Regions from separate parts of the Homo sapiens genome. Here region 2 is linked to region 1. The links are chromatin loops, found by intact Hi-C in ENCODE. Cell type or tissue: heart right ventricle. All regions are shown on one strand. Links, peaks and the distances in the headings refer to the core of each region. The heading gives the core; the rest is flanking DNA. Region 1 has its middle 2.1 kb from the start of PPY. Region 2 has its middle 3.6 kb from the start of HROB.

Region 1 (2,916 bases), core at 88-2,587:
CCATTTCCCTCCCCATCTCAGAGCCCCCATTCCAGGGAAGTGCTAAAAACCAGCTTCATTTGTAAAGCCTCACATTTTCCAAAGTGCTGCCAGCTCAGTCACCTCACTAAATCCCCACAACAACCCATTTTACAGATTCAGGATCTGAAATCTGCTCAGAGATGTCAAATCACTGGCCCCAAACCCCACAGCCAGTCAGACCCCAAAATTTAACTCCAAACCTGGACTGTTTTTTTTCCTAAGTGGGGCCGTCAAAGTATTGTTATAATTTCCCACTTTTTGGCTGAGAAACCTGAGGCTCACAGAGGTAAAGACGCTTGCTCAAGATCTCATAGCTACCGAGGTTCCGAATTCTGGCTTAGATTCTCAACCCCACTAATCCATCCCCACCAGAAGCCCCTGAGTCTCCCCTGCCCAGCGTCTCTTCCCAACCCCCAGTCTCCCTCCCCTGCTTAGGCCAAGGAGTGGTAACTGGCTGTGTCTGAATGACACGGTGACACCAAGTACGGAGCTAAGGACTTATGACTGCTGACGTTCTGCTGTCCCAGATCAGTATACCAAGAAGTTGGGAGATGGGGGGGACTGTTGGGGAAGAGGGGACTGGAGGTGAAACTCCAGGGATCTGGCAGGGTGGGCTTAGAGTCAGACAGACCTGGGTCCAAATCCTGGCTCTGCATTGGCTGGCTCTGTGAGCCTGGGAAAGTAATTTCTTTAGCCTCTCTGAGCTTCACTTTTCCTCTCAGTAAAATAGGCTCATCACACCCATCTGAAGATAGGGAGAATAAAGGAAGGCTCAGCAAACATCAGTGTTCTGCCTTGACCCTCTCAATTTTGATTTTGGTTAACAAGAAGAGCAATAATGCTTCACCAGACAACTTACATTCCACAAAGCAAATACGAAAGTCATTCTGTCTCAGCAAGCCCGGGCCTTTCTCTGGACTGAGGTTTTCCACTTGCAAAACAAGGGTGTGAATTGGTGGCTGGTCTCAGCCTGGCCTTGGGTTTGGCGGGTAGAGGTTGCAGCTCGCCGCCAGAGGGCGCCAGGCTCCAACCCTAGTTAAAAGGATCTGAGCTCCCACAGGACCATGGCCTTGGAGGGACCTGTTCTGGCTGCTACTCATGTGGGGACCCAGCCCCACCCAACAGACAATGGATCTAGGGATTGACTCAGATGCCAGGGCCACTTACAGTTCTATCCTGTCGCAGAGGTAAACCTAAGTGCCTAAGAAATAACAGGCACTCCACAAATGTCAACCAAACCGTAGCTTTCATTTTTCTCCTTTGCAAACAACAGATTCCTCTTCTGGGTCCTCTCAGGGATGTGGTGACAATCCAGGAGGAAGTGGTAGTAGATGTGCTTTCTACACTGCATGGCCATGTGTATTAGTTCCTTCTCATACTGCTTTGAAAAGAACTGCCCGAGGCCAGGCGCAGTGGCTCACGCCTGTAATCCCAGCACTTTGGGAGGCTGAGGCAGGCGGATCACCTGAGGTCAGGAGTTCAAGACCAGCCTGGCCAACATGGTGAAACCCCATCACTACTAAAAATACAAAAATTAGCCGGGCGTGGTAGCGCATGCCTGTAATCCCAGCTACTTGGGAGGCTGAGGCAGGAGAATCACTTGAACCAGGGAGGCAGAGGTTGCAGTGAACCGAGATCGTGCCGCTACACTCCAGCCTGGGCTGTAACAGAGTGAGACACCATCTCAAAAAACACACAAAAAACAAAAAGAACTACCTGAAATTGGGTCATTTATAAAGGAAAGAGGTTTAATTGACTCACAGTTCAGCATGGCTGGGGAGGCCTCAGGAAACTTAAAATCATGGTGGAAGGCGTAGGGGAAACAAGGCACCTTTCTCACAAGGCGGCAGGAAGGAGAAGTGCTGATCAAAGGGGAGAAGAGCAACTTATAAAATCATCAGCTCTCGTGATGACTCACTCACTATCACGAGAACAGCATGGGGAAAACTGCCCCCATGATTCAATGACCTCCACCTGGTCTCTCCCTTCGCATGAGGACTACGGGGATTACAATTCAAGATGAGATTTGGTGGGGATGCAAAGCCTAACTACATCACTATGTCTAGAACACAGCAATGGTTCTCACTCATCTTGATGTGTTCCTGTCAGAGGCGTTTGAACCACAGCGACTCCATCTTGAACAAGGGCTGGGTAAAATGAGGCTGCAACCTGCTGGGCTGCATTCCCAGGAGGTTAGACATTTTTAGTCACAGGACAAGATAGGAGGCCGGCACAAGATACGGGTCACAAGACCCTGCTGATAGAATGAGATAAAGAAGCTGGTAAGAACACGCAAAAACCAAGAGGGTGATGAGCATGACCGCTGATTGCCCTCACTGATTTTTCTTTTTTTCTTTTTCAGCAGAGATGAGGTTTCACCATGTTGGCAAGGCTGGTCTCAAACTCCTGACCTCAAATGATCTGCCCCCATCGGCTTCCCAAAGTGCTGGGATTACAGGCATGAGTCACCGTGCCTGGCCTCGCTGATCATTATACACTAATTATAATGCATTAGCATGCTAAGAGATGCTCCCACCAGCATCAGACAGTTTACAAATGCCATGGCAACATCTGGAAGTTACCCTCCATGGTCTAAAAGGAGGAGGAACCCTCAGTTCTGGGAAATCCCCACCCCTTTTCTGGAAAACTCATGAATAATCCACCCCTTGTTTATTAGTATATGATCAAGACATAACCATAAAAATAGCCAAACGGCAGCCCTGGGGGCTGCTCTGCCTATGGAGTAGCCATAGGCTTTTATTTATTGATTGATTTTGTAGCGATGGAGGCTCACTTTTTTGCCCAAGCTCAAACAATCCTCCTGCCTTGGCCTCCCAAAATGCTGAGATTACAGGCATGAGCTACCGCACCTGGCCCTTGTTTCCTTACTTATCT
Region 2 (2,916 bases), core at 197-2,696, 190 kb after region 1:
CCCGGTCTCTCCAAAAAAAAAAAAAAAAAAAAAAAAAAAATTAGCCAGGCGTGGTGGCACACACCTGTAATCCCAGTTACTCGGGAGGCTGAGGCAGGAGAATTGCTTGAATCCAGGAGGCGGAGGTTGTGGTGAGCTGATATCAAGCCATTGCACTCCAGCCTGGGCAACAAGAGCGAAACTCTGGAAAGAAAGAAAGAAAAGGAAGGAAGGAAGGAAGGAAGGAAGGAAGGAAGGAAGGAAGGAAGGAAGGAAGGAAGGAAGGAAGGGCGGGCAAGCAAATTGTGATGCACATTCTCTTTCTTTTTTTTTTGGATGGTGTCTTGCTCTGTTGCCCAGGCTGGAGTGCAGTGACTCCATCTTGGCTCACTGCAACCTCTGCCTCCTGGGTTCAAGCAATTCTCCTGCCTCAGCCTCCCAAGTAGCTGGGATTACAGGTGTGCACCACCACGCCTGGCTAATTTTTGTATTTTTAGTAGAGATGGGGTTTCACCATGTTGGCCAGGCTGGTCTTAAACTCCCAAAGTGCTGAGATTACAGGCGTGAGCCACCGCGCCCGGCCCATGTGATGCACATTCTTATAGGTAAATCTTGGCATGCGTCAATGACTGTATTATTTTCTCAGGATGAGTTCTCAGAAGTGGAGCTGCTTTGTCAAAGGGTGTACATAACTTCAAGGCTTTTGAGGGTATTTTCTGATCCAGTGAAGGACACCACTACCCAGTTGTCCAAGTCAGAAGCATCAGGTAATGTTAAGTCCAAGAGAATAAGGCTAATTAATGAAAGAATGGGCCACACAACCCATTCTCTACCAGGGGGTATGCAGAGGAGAGAAGTTACCAGGCTCTGAAGATTGTCAGCCACTGGGGAGATACTATGAGGGTCTTTCCTGGAAACCAGAGGAATACTTTTGCCCCCTGCCTACCTGGTCCTCCCCGGAAGCCACAAGTGCTCCACATAGCATCCCTGGGCAACTCCTTTCCTGCTGCCCAAGCAAGCAAGGTGCCAGTTCCGCAGGATCCAGCCAGCTGCAACTGACCCTGAGCCAACTCCCACAGCCCTGAGTGGGTCAGCTTTGCTTATGAAGCAGGACCCTGGCACCTCCCCAGGGGGTCCAGCTTCCCTTCCCCCAGCCCCCAGCCTTGAGGGAGAAGCAATTGGGATAGGCTTGGGGAGGTGGGTGTCGGATCAGGGGTGTAAAGGATAGAGGAGCTGAATGTCTCTGTCCTCAGGGAGATCTTGAGATGACTCACATGCCACTGGAGGGGAGAGAGAAGCTGAGGGATGAATGGATTGCAAACTAGAGGGAGGGGCCGAGCTTCCGTGCCTTGATTCGCCCGCGTCAGTTGCTTCAACAACATCTGCAGTGCGTGGGGTTGAGCGATCCCACTGGTGGGGCTGGGGTGGGTAGGGCTTCCAGGCTGGCTGACGTTTGCTTCCCGCCCGCTGGGCCAGCCTGGAGCAGTTCATGAATGACTCACCTCATTGTCAGGCTGATTCACTGCTCGGCTGGGTACTTGGGTAGGGGGGCGGCCCCCTAGGTACGGCTCACACCCACACACATGCGCACATACACATGTACGCACACGCCCAGGTGGGGCTCCACTGGGGTCGGACACGAGGGATGGGATTTCTGTGGTAAGAGGCAGGGGCATGCACACCATCTAGTGTGTGAATAACCTTGAAGTTTCAGTCTGTGGTGTACTAGTGTTTATTCACATTTAAATTAATTAAAATTAAACACAATTAAAACTTCAGTTTCTTAGCTGCAGTAGCCACATTTCAAGTGCTTAATAGACACACATGGTCAGTGGCTACTCTGTTGGGCAGTGTGAATAGAAAACATTTCCATCAACACAGAAAGTTCTATCGGACAGCTCTGGTTTACATAGCTGCCTACACACCAACTCAGAATCCACAACCTTCGCACACAAAGCTACACAAACAGATCAGTCCTCCCCGCCCCCATAGGCAGCAAACAACACACATTTAATTCCATACACGTATTCAACGGGCAATACCCAATCACCTACACAAGATTCTCAGCGTGTACACACACTTCCTATCCAAATATGCCACCGTCCATACCAAGGCAAATGTAAAGATAAACACATAAAAAAAAGTATGTCATCACACTGACTCGAATACAACTGTTTGTTCGATAAAAATACAAATTAGGGGCCAGCCGCGGTGGCTCATGCCTGTAATCCCAGCATTTTAGGAGACCAAGGCAGGCAGATCACCTGAGGTTGAGAGGTTGAGATCAGCCTTGCTAACAATGGTGAAACCCCGTTTCTACTAAATATACAAAATTAGTTGGGTGTGGTGGCCCACACCTGTAATCCCAGCTACTTGGGAGGCTGAGGCAGGAGAATCACTTGAATCCGGGAGGTGGAGGTTGCAGTGAGCTGGGATCCCACCACTGCACTCCAGCGTGGGCGACAGAGTGAGACTCCGTCTCCAAAAAAACAACAACAAAAAAAACAAATTAGGGTGAAATGCATTTGCAAGTATACTGAAATAGATACAAACCCAAGCCATGTGGTTCCCATAACAATTCCCAGCACGTGTTTGCAAATTCAAGTAAGGGGGAAGGGAATCCACATTTGTTGAGGTCCTGTTAATAGGCCAGGCATGGCGTTAGCCATTTCAATGCATTAATTCATTTAATCTCACAACAACCTTGTGAGGAAGATGTATTATTCTTTTTTTTTTTTGAGACGGAGTCTTGCTCTGTCTCCCAGGCTGGAGTGCGGTGGCGCGATCTCGGCTCACTGCAAGCTCCGCCTCCCGGGTTCAAGCGATTCTCCTGCCTCAGCCTCCCAAGTAGCTGGGACTACAGGCGCCTGCCACCACGCCTGGCTAATTTTTTGTATTTTTAGTAGAGACAGGGTTTCACTGTGTTAGCCAGGATGG

What was found. Peaks named below come from ENCODE experiments on the same cell type or tissue, not always from the same donor. Only the 100,000 strongest peaks of a DNase experiment are listed, where the experiment ranks them.
Region 2: a loop joins it to region 1, with 2.4 times the contacts of the local background. A loop is called at or near these places in 7 of 110 quality-filtered maps.

Annotation. Positions count from the first base shown.
Region 1 is chr17:43,943,131-43,946,046 of GRCh38, forward strand. It overlaps a transcript of PPY not described here. Among named protein-coding and RNA genes, the nearest start is that of PPY, 2.1 kb to the left of the region's middle. In heart right ventricle, for the core only: a CTCF peak has its summit at 1,034 (motif pointing right); a DNase peak (open chromatin) is centred at 1,041.
Region 2 is chr17:44,136,901-44,139,816 of GRCh38, forward strand. No RefSeq gene overlaps it. Among named protein-coding and RNA genes, the nearest start is that of HROB, 3.6 kb to the right of the region's middle. RefSeq lists an enhancer at 1,059-1,582. In heart right ventricle, for the core only: no CTCF peak of the experiment used is centred there; a DNase peak (open chromatin) is centred at 1,501.